Regions from separate parts of the Homo sapiens genome. Here region 2 is linked to region 1. A link is a contact called in ENCODE Hi-C data. All regions are on one chromosome and are shown on one strand. Each heading gives the region's core, a stretch centred on a gene start or an enhancer-like site at or near the end of the contact. The rest is flanking DNA. Distances are from core to core; before and after follow the strand shown. Region 1 has its middle 38 kb from the start of ZSWIM2. Region 2 overlaps CALCRL-AS1 (CALCRL and TFPI antisense RNA 1).

Evidence for each region. Hi-C counts contacts between places; a loop is a spot of excess contacts on that map. Pooled maps may share reads with other maps.
Region 2: a map of heart right ventricle shows a loop between it and region 1 (2.4-fold over the local background). The contact joins two enhancer-like sites. A Hi-C loop is called at or near these places in 3 of 168 maps with a recorded cell type or tissue (Right ventricle myocardium inferior, endothelial cell of umbilical vein and heart right ventricle) and 3 of 50 pooled maps.

The regions. Positions count from the first base shown.
Region 1 is chr2:186,884,592-186,889,019 of GRCh38, reverse strand. No RefSeq gene overlaps it. Among named protein-coding and RNA genes, the nearest start is that of ZSWIM2, 38 kb to the right of the region's middle. RefSeq lists a silencer at 1-112. Within about 2 kb of position 1,764, at least 7 of the 41 ENCODE cell types and tissues checked have a DNase peak (open chromatin) inside an H3K27ac peak, as active enhancers do; they include heart right ventricle, where a contact is called at or near this core.
Region 2 is chr2:187,135,772-187,140,199 of GRCh38, reverse strand. All of the region lies in intron 1 of CALCRL-AS1 (CALCRL and TFPI antisense RNA 1), which reads right to left. Among named protein-coding and RNA genes, the nearest start is that of CALCRL-AS1, 130 kb to the right of the region's middle. Within about 2 kb of position 1,784, at least 3 of the 41 ENCODE cell types and tissues checked have a DNase peak (open chromatin) inside an H3K27ac peak, as active enhancers do; they include heart right ventricle, where a contact is called at or near this core.

The sequences.
Region 1 (4,428 bases), core at 515-3,014:
TACTACTTCCCTTGTCTTCTCTTATCTTTTTCTTTTCAGTAATAATAATAATAGCAACTACCTTAACTACTTTGTAACTGCTTTTAGAATATGAAGAATATGATCAATTTAAGGGAAACGTAAAAGCACAACTTCAGCTGTTATTCCACTAATTTTCATTCACTTGGAACTCTAATATTAGTCGTGGTTACAGAGGGGCTTTATATATCTCAAAGAGTTGTGAAGATTAAAAGAGAGAACTTTTTCAAAATACTGTCAGCTCTTTGAAGCATCTCTGTGCCTCAAAGTGAATTTAAAGTGGTCAATAAATATTTGTTTAAAGAATGCTTGCTAAAGACTTAATGAACAAATAAAGGTAAATGTGCTTCGTTAATTGTGTTACACACACACACACACACACAAGTATTCATTATGTTCTTAAAAAGTCGAGAGGTAAATTTGTTTGGATTAATCTTCCATTTTATAGTCTTCCCTTGTAGTTTGACTTGAGCCGGTTCATAGAAAATGAAAAGTTACCTTAGATTACATACAAAACCCTGAGTTTCTAATGAGAAGACATTATCACTAATGAAATAAATGTCTATGCACCATTCTGAAAACACAACTGTAGCAATTATTTTTTCCATTCATCAGTGACAAAAATATGTTAGTGGAACATGAATTGAAAGAAGAATATCTAAAGTTTGGTTTTTATAGTTATAAAAATAGAATTCTATTAGATTAAATTATATTGACTACAATAGTTTCATAAATACTATATCATCAATAATCTGTTACATTTTTATTATTCTTATTGTAGTATTCTATTCCTAGTAAGATACTTTGGAAATCAACAGCATCATTGTATATAAAGTTTTTAAATTTAATTATCAAGTATTTTCTTTAAGGGAGGATGGGGGTAGTGAAGGGTGGGAAGAAGAAAGAAGATGAAGAGGAGGAGGTGGAGAAGAAGATAAGGAAAAGGAGGAGGAAAAATAAGAGGAGGAGGAATCAAGCAGACTCAGTAATAACAAAATGTAATGTCTTTGGGTCCAAGAGGGCACAGAATAATGTTCCTGAGGACCATGATAAGTACTCTAACAAATTGTTCCTTGCTCTTGCAACATTAACTTTGCCCTAAGAATCAAGTTCTTCCTTAAGGATGTTGAAACATCTGTTCTATAATTCAAAGACACCCAGGGGTGAGTATAGTTGGGACTATTTCAAAATGTGTTTTTAAACAGAATTATATGAGCTTTTTGCATTTTCTATAATCGATACTCTGATTAATAAAGTATCTGTAAAACTTTAAAATAATATTACAGAAATGTAGACTTCTTTAAACTGACAACTAAACTTAAGTTTCTTCTTTGAAATAAACCATTTGTCATTTGTCACTGTCATTTGTCATTAGACTTCTGAAAGCAAGTGAAACATTTTTCAAACTGTCTGAGAGCTGCTAGCTACATATGTGTAATATCAAGAAAAGGCAAGCCCTATGTTAACATTTAGGGTGAAAAATCAGGTTACGAACAAACCTCAAGGGATTACTTCTAAAGTTTCTCAGGGTGATGCTGAGAGGAGGAACTAATGTACCATTGACCCCGCACCCTCAGACCTAAGAGCTCTAAGTGTAAGCACTCCACCCTCACACAGCTGCATGGCCCAATTTAGGCATATGTTCTTGAGAGGAAAAAGTCAGGAAAAAAAAACAGAGAGATTGCACAATCCCAGAGATTTTGCCAACGTGCTCCCCAGCTTGCCTGAGACACCCTGGATCTGGCTCTCAGACACGCTGAAAGGGCTTTCCTTGATCTCCACAAAGCCAGAAGCAGGGCTGCTCTAGCAGCCAGTTGATTCTCCTGGGTCAGTTAAACCCAAGTTTAATCGCCTCGTAACATCTGGATGCAGCAGAGAAAGACTCTTTGTTGTCATGTCCAGCATCAGCCCAACACAAAACTAACTAGCTAAATCATATTCTGTCTTCCTTTTGATATTTCAGTGTATGATTTTCCTAAATAAAAATAGGCAGAGTTTATTTTGGGGCAGTAGGCTTCTCTTTTCTTTATATTATGGTTTTTTAAGAAAAATTCTCTGTGAAAAAACATTAAATATATTTACCCAATGCTACAATTAGAAAAAATAGAATTTTCCAATGTTAAAAAACTGATAATGTCAACAGAAATTTAGAGTCATAATAGAATTATTTAAAACATCATTATTCCTATGAAGATCAAAATAATCCTTTATTTCATATTATCCTCTGTGGCATAAGATACTCAATAGCTAAAATGTATCTGTTTTTTAAAAAAGTCTGGTTTTTGAGTCCTCTCCTTTAAACCAAGAAAGACATGTAGGTGGGGCAAGGGAGAAAAGAAACCTAAAATAGGAAGAAGAAAAAAAACAAAAGGAAGGAAGGAAGGGAGGGAGGGAGAGGTGAAGGGGGAGAGAGAGACAGTAAAGCAATAATATTTTCTTTCTTTATTGTCTGAAAAGACACAGTAATATTCCTGGGGATGATGACAAGCACTCTCTGATAAAGGTGTGCTGTGCATTAGGACTTTTGTGTTTGGTTCTTTATGACTGACATTCAGAGAAAATAATCAATGTATGACTATTAGAATTTTTCTTGGGTCCTAAAAGCAAAAGTGCAAAACCAGCATAGTGTTTCCAATACAAATGGGCATACATATATCACATATATCCCAAGTAGGGTATGTAACATACCCAAACAAGAAAGCACTCATTAAGACAGAGTTTTTGTACTATTTTTACTTATTAACCCTGGTATTACCTCAAACATGAGTTTTCTCTGTCTTTACTTTGGCAGGGAACCTACAAAATTCTGTTCTAACTGGACAATATCTATTTTAAGTCTCTTCAACAGACTACACTCTTGAATCCAAACTGGAACTGAGTTATGTGTTTGTACAGAAAACAATACTTTCTATGCAACACCATTAACTATTCCCTAGAAGCAGCAACTTTACATTTTACTATTTAATTACTTTATACTAAGGGCACGTGCATTACAACAGGTCCACTATGTCCAATAGTTTATTCACATGACAAGGCCCTTCCTGATCATGGCCATTAGAAGATACAACATATAGAGAGGCACTATCCCTAAGGTACTCAGGAAATGTTAAGTGTCCCAATAAAGAAAAATATTTGTACATCCCCTACAATTGCTCACTGAATAAATAAATTATAGCATGTTCAATCAATGAAACCAGATACAGCTATTAAAAATGAAGACTATGACAAATACAAAAAACATGAAAATGTTTGATATAATGTTAATTTGTTAAAAGAAGGTGACATTCAAAGTTATAAATGTATTTGTGTATCTACATGTTTGTGCTTGAGTATATATGTGTGTGTGTATACATGTGCCTATACACACACATGCAATGGACTGAACTCTTGAAAATATATTGAAAAATATAGATAGAAATGAATTAAAATGTTCACAGTCACTGTGTTAATGCAGAGTTGTATATAGTATTATTTTTGTTTATTTTCTCTTTAGAGGTTTTTGTAATTCATAGTTTTTAATATTTTTAATGGAAAGAATTTAGAAAACATTATGCAAAACTTTTCAGATCTTTTTTTTAAGAAGTCCAATATGGAACATAAAACTCTATTGGTATATATCTCTAGAATATACCCACCTTGACCCAGGTAACACCTTAAAACCAGGCACACACCCCTTCCTCAGTGAAATGAGTTCTTTAGTTTTTAAAAGGCACAAATTTGTATTTATGACAAAACATTAACACAAAATAGATTGTCTTTTCTTTTGAAATAAGATAATATAATTAGGAATTTTTATCATACAAAACAGAGGGAAACAATCTTAAAATTATTAACAACTTTTTAATTGCATGTTTTGCGAAATTGTGCTATTTCCAGACATAACTTTTTATTTAACTGCTATTTTCCTATTTTTAAAAATGGAGTCATCATTTCAAATAAAGGAAAATAATATGGCCACAGCCACTTTTTATATTTTTTCAATGTTTAAGGATTTCTAATTACTCTATGCTGAAATTTAATCATATATCTTCAGTTCTGTCTGTAATGTTATTAGCATAATGTTCTCCTAGCACAGCTCTACCAGCTTTTAACCCGGCTGACACTTTTCCTGTATTTGTGCTCTGTTTAACACAAGCAAGCCTGCAGCTTCCTGTGTGATGGTGATAACATATGACTGGTTTTGTTGTTGGCTGCTGGATTGAAGAGGAAGACAATGCCCTTTGACCTCTGTCAAGTAGAATAAAGCTTATCAGATCCTCACCAGATATCATTAAAGGAAATGGGCTGAGAAGGCTGCTTCTGGTAGGAAACATATATTTTAGAAAACTGTCACTGCTAATCTTTTTTACTATGGCACTAGAAAATCACTTCTGCAAATTTCAGTCCTTCCAGACAATGAAAACATACTAA
Region 2 (4,428 bases), core at 535-3,034, 250 kb before region 1:
AATTTGAGATCCACTGTTTTAAAATAAAAATTAAACCTGGGAAGTAATAGTCACTTTAAAGCATAGCCTTTACAAATGGAGAGTAATCTGTATTAAGAGACTATCAGGTGAGTAAACTAAAAAACCTTTGGTTAAAGTGTGGATTCCTTTTGTCTCCCTAACTTCTCTGGAACTATTATAAATATCATCATTATCTTAATAGCATGTTTAATCTATGTTTAAATTCTCTCTCCAGTTGTTCAACTCCTTCTAGTAGGTTGAATAATAGCCACTCAAGTATATCAAATCCTAATTTCTGCAACCTGTAAATGTTACTTTATTTAGAAAAAGGGTCTTTGCACAGTAATTAAATAAGGATCTTTGGGTGGGGAGATTATCCAGGTGAGCCTTAAATGCAATCACATGTGTGGCCACAAGCCAAAGACTGCTGGCAGCCACCAGAAGCTGGAAGAGACAAGAAATGAACTCTCCCCTAGAGCCTCCCAAGAGAGAATAGCCCTGCCATAACCTTGATCTCAGACTTCTGGCATCAAAAACTGTGAGAAAATAAATTTCTGTTGTTTTAAGCCACTCAGTTGGTGATAATTTGTTACACCAGCCACAGGAAATGAATACACTCCCCTATGAGGGAAGGAACTTTTTATCATTTTCATCTTGTAGCCTCACTGCCTGAAACAATTGTTGGTTTAAACAGCAGTTCTAAATCTTGATTGCAATTCAGAATAATCCCAATTTTTAAAAAGTTACTAACGCCCAGATGAAATCTCCCCACTACAGAAATTCTGACTTAATGGCTCTGAAATAAGACTTGGGCATTGGTATTATTTTTAAATCTTCAATTATTTAGTGTGTAATCAAAGTTGAGAACCACAGGCATCAAGAGGGACTGAATGAAACGGGAGTTAGTAAGGTCTAGTAGCTAAGAGCACTGACTGGAATCAGACTGCCAGGAGCCCAGTCCAGCTCCACCATGAACTAGCTGTGTGAGCTGGACCACGTTGCATACTTCTCAGTTTCTCCATCTTTTAAAATATGAGATGATCAAATTATCTTTATTATAGGGTTATTTTGAGGCTTAAATGGGATAATTCAGATGTTTACAAATATAGTGTCTCCCCCATTGTAAACGTTCTATAAATGTTAGATCTCAATGTTGGGAAAAAAATTTAATTTCACATTTCTTTAATCAATCATTTTAAACTTAGGTTAGTTAGAAAGACTAAGGATTTTAATCAAAAAAAGTCTTTAAAGTTTATATAAACAATTCTTATTAATAAATTTTGTTTCAGTTATTTAAATTTGCTGAGCCTCTGAAGTTGTTAGACAAAAGTTCATAACCAGTAATCCAGAGACTTTGACAAGCAAATTCTTTAAAATCTTACAATTGGATCCCTTCTATTGACTTATGCAACATGTTCTCTTTTAATGTAATTGCATTAGAATTCTCTTGTTTAAGTTAAAATTCGTAATGCTTTGGATAGTAGAGTATGGAGCAACATTTTGTATATAGTAGAGAAATGGCAATCTTTCCAAAGAAGTTTTTTCCTTTTTTTTTTTTTTTTTTTTTTTTTTGCTTTCCCAAATCCCCATCTGTTTTGCTGATGTGCCAATATCTGGGGTCTGTTTTTCATAATATCATTTTGTTTGTGAGGTTGTCTGTTCCTGAGAGTTCAGAAGCTGGCTGACAATAAAAAAAGTGACCCTGATGAGGCCAGAAAATATCTTGAAAAATAAAGCTAAAGCCAAGAAAGACACTGCACCCTGCTGGCCAGTGGCACAGAGAGCCTCAGCAGAAGAGGAAGGACAGCAGCTTTGGACATTCCTCTAGAGTCCCTCCTTGGTGGCTGGAGACACTTCCAAAAGTAGCGACTGAATATGAGAATTGCATCAAAACTGCTCATGTCCCCTCCTGCACCCATGAGTGGTTTAAACAAAACAACTCTTTGTGGAAAAAACTGTTTAATTTCACAAAGAGAGATAAGAGAAATGGCAAATAACATATACTTAAAAAAAAAAATCTCTGAAACATCAAAAAAAGGCAACTAGGAAGAGGGACAGAAAAACAGAGTTTAAATACTTTTTAAAACTATTTAATAGTTTTGTGTCCATATTTAACTAAAAGAAGACAGTTTGAGAACTGCCTAGAGATGTTTACGTTTTCCTCTCCGATAATTTTGCACAACTGATAATTTTATCTAATATACTCAACACTAGGAGAATGAGTAAGTCAGAAAGGACGATTTTCTTCCCTTCTATCTTTAAAAGGGGCAAAAAATTCTTAAAGAATTTTCTAGGCAATTTATCTTTGCTGCAATTTTACGTGCAATTTTCTAGTGTTGTATGTGGGTGAACATTATTAGTCTATGTTGTAGATGCTATGAACATAAGCATACAATCTTTTAAGTTTTACCTACATGTGAAAATTGCCCATGAAAAGAAGTTATTATAACCACAGTAAGAATATTTATTCTTTAGAATTCCCACTTGCTATAACAATAACATAAAACCTTTAATCTTATATCATTTTCTATTTTTATTCTGGGAGAAAGCATGGATGCTATGAATTTACACTGGCATTATATCAAGGGTTATCCTTGATTTAAAGATTATTTTCATTCTGATGGAAAATAAGAAGTCTTTTTTTCTTGGATAATATGATAGTGTGGTGTCCTTATGGGAGGTGATGGATAGAGGTTTGAAAAATGCCTACAAAGCAGCCTATGAAAATTCCTATGATAGAAGATAACTGGGAAGAATTCATGGACTACTGTTTTTTTAAACCTCAATTTTATCAACAAATACTGCAGAAAAAACAGGTGAGTCCAGAGTGCCCAGGAAATGTGCAAACACTCTTTTTAACAGTCCAGCTCAGACTCCATATTGCAGGCTATCAGCTGGACAGCCATTGAGCTGGGCTTTCATTTGTCAAGAGGAAAAAGAAAGAATGTGATCCCACCGTAGCTCTGTTTAATTACTTTCAAATAAAGTAACTTAGAATGCTACAAATATGTAAGAAAGGTGGGGTGGAGTGAAAAAATGTCAAGAGTATTATAAACCTAACTTTGGAAATACCAAATTTCCTAGTTAGTTCTATGTCTATGCAAATTAAAGCATGCATTCAGGAATCAGCTGTACGTTTCTAAAACTTTTTGTAAAATTCCATTTCAGTGGAGATATCATGATGTGCTATATCCCTTTCCCCTCCCTCTGGCTTTAATTCAGGTGATAGACCGGAAAAGGAGAGTTCCAGAATCCCGCCTTTTCCCAGCTAGGCATAGCTTTTTCAGCTTGAGGTATAACAATTGTAGGAAATGGTGAATGATGGAAACATTTTCCTAGAAGGGGAGTTTGAAACCTAGGACAGCCACTCCTATTTGAACTATAACTACTTACAGAGGCATGAATCGGAGGAAGCTTGCCACATGGAGAAAGCCTGAACAGACCAACTTGACAGAAGACTAGATTGTCCCTTCCTGAAAGTGATGGACTAACACACTCCCAGGATGCACCTTCCTCTGACATTTCCTGAGCTTAGCCTCATTATTTAGCTACTCCTAGGTTTCAGTGGAAAGGATTACAACCTACATTTTTTTAAAGAATACATTTAAAAAGCAGCTGCTAATAATACTCTCAAGCAATAAACCATATATGTATACTATTTCCCTCATATGTTAGCATTTCTTACAAGAGGCAAGTTGCAAAGGAAACACCTTAAAGATGGCTTGGCATTTTTAAGCACTCAAAGGAAATTCAACTGCTGAGAGGCTGGAAGAAAACTCATATTACCTGTAGTTTGAAAACAAATCATTCCCATTCCTCATACATAAAATTTACAGTCGGTATTCAGATGAGAGTAAATTATTCAGTAGCTGTCAGGATTTTCATTTCTCAAAAACATAAAATAAATTGCCTTGGTTGTTGTCTTTTAGCTCTTTTTCTTACAGTTATAAAAACAATTATATAGGAGAAGCAATTTGTATTCAAGATGATTTAAAAATGATATTGTTATTATACTAGGCAAGGATGTTATTTACAGGATGGAGGTCAGCAGAGTTTTACTTGCATTTTGCTTTAAATACCATTGAAATAAATATACTATTCTACAGTTAAGAAATAAATTAATATGTACATTTTGTAGGGTGTTTTAGGATTCATTAATTTTTCCCCAAGGACACGTGTTTAGGAATGGGGCAAGTGTATGAAAACGAAGTCAAGGAGAAAGGCCATTTATCACAGAGGCCTCAAGATTAATAATTAACAAACCATAAAGAGGTAGCAGATTAAATGCAAGTAAGGAACTTTAATTAAACAATAATCATGAGGATACAAGGCATTTCCTGAGGATTCATCTTTGATTAGAAGTTGTTGAAAGCATTTGGCCTTTAATTCTAGCCAGCCCTTAATCCCCAGGAAGTTTCCTGTGTCTTT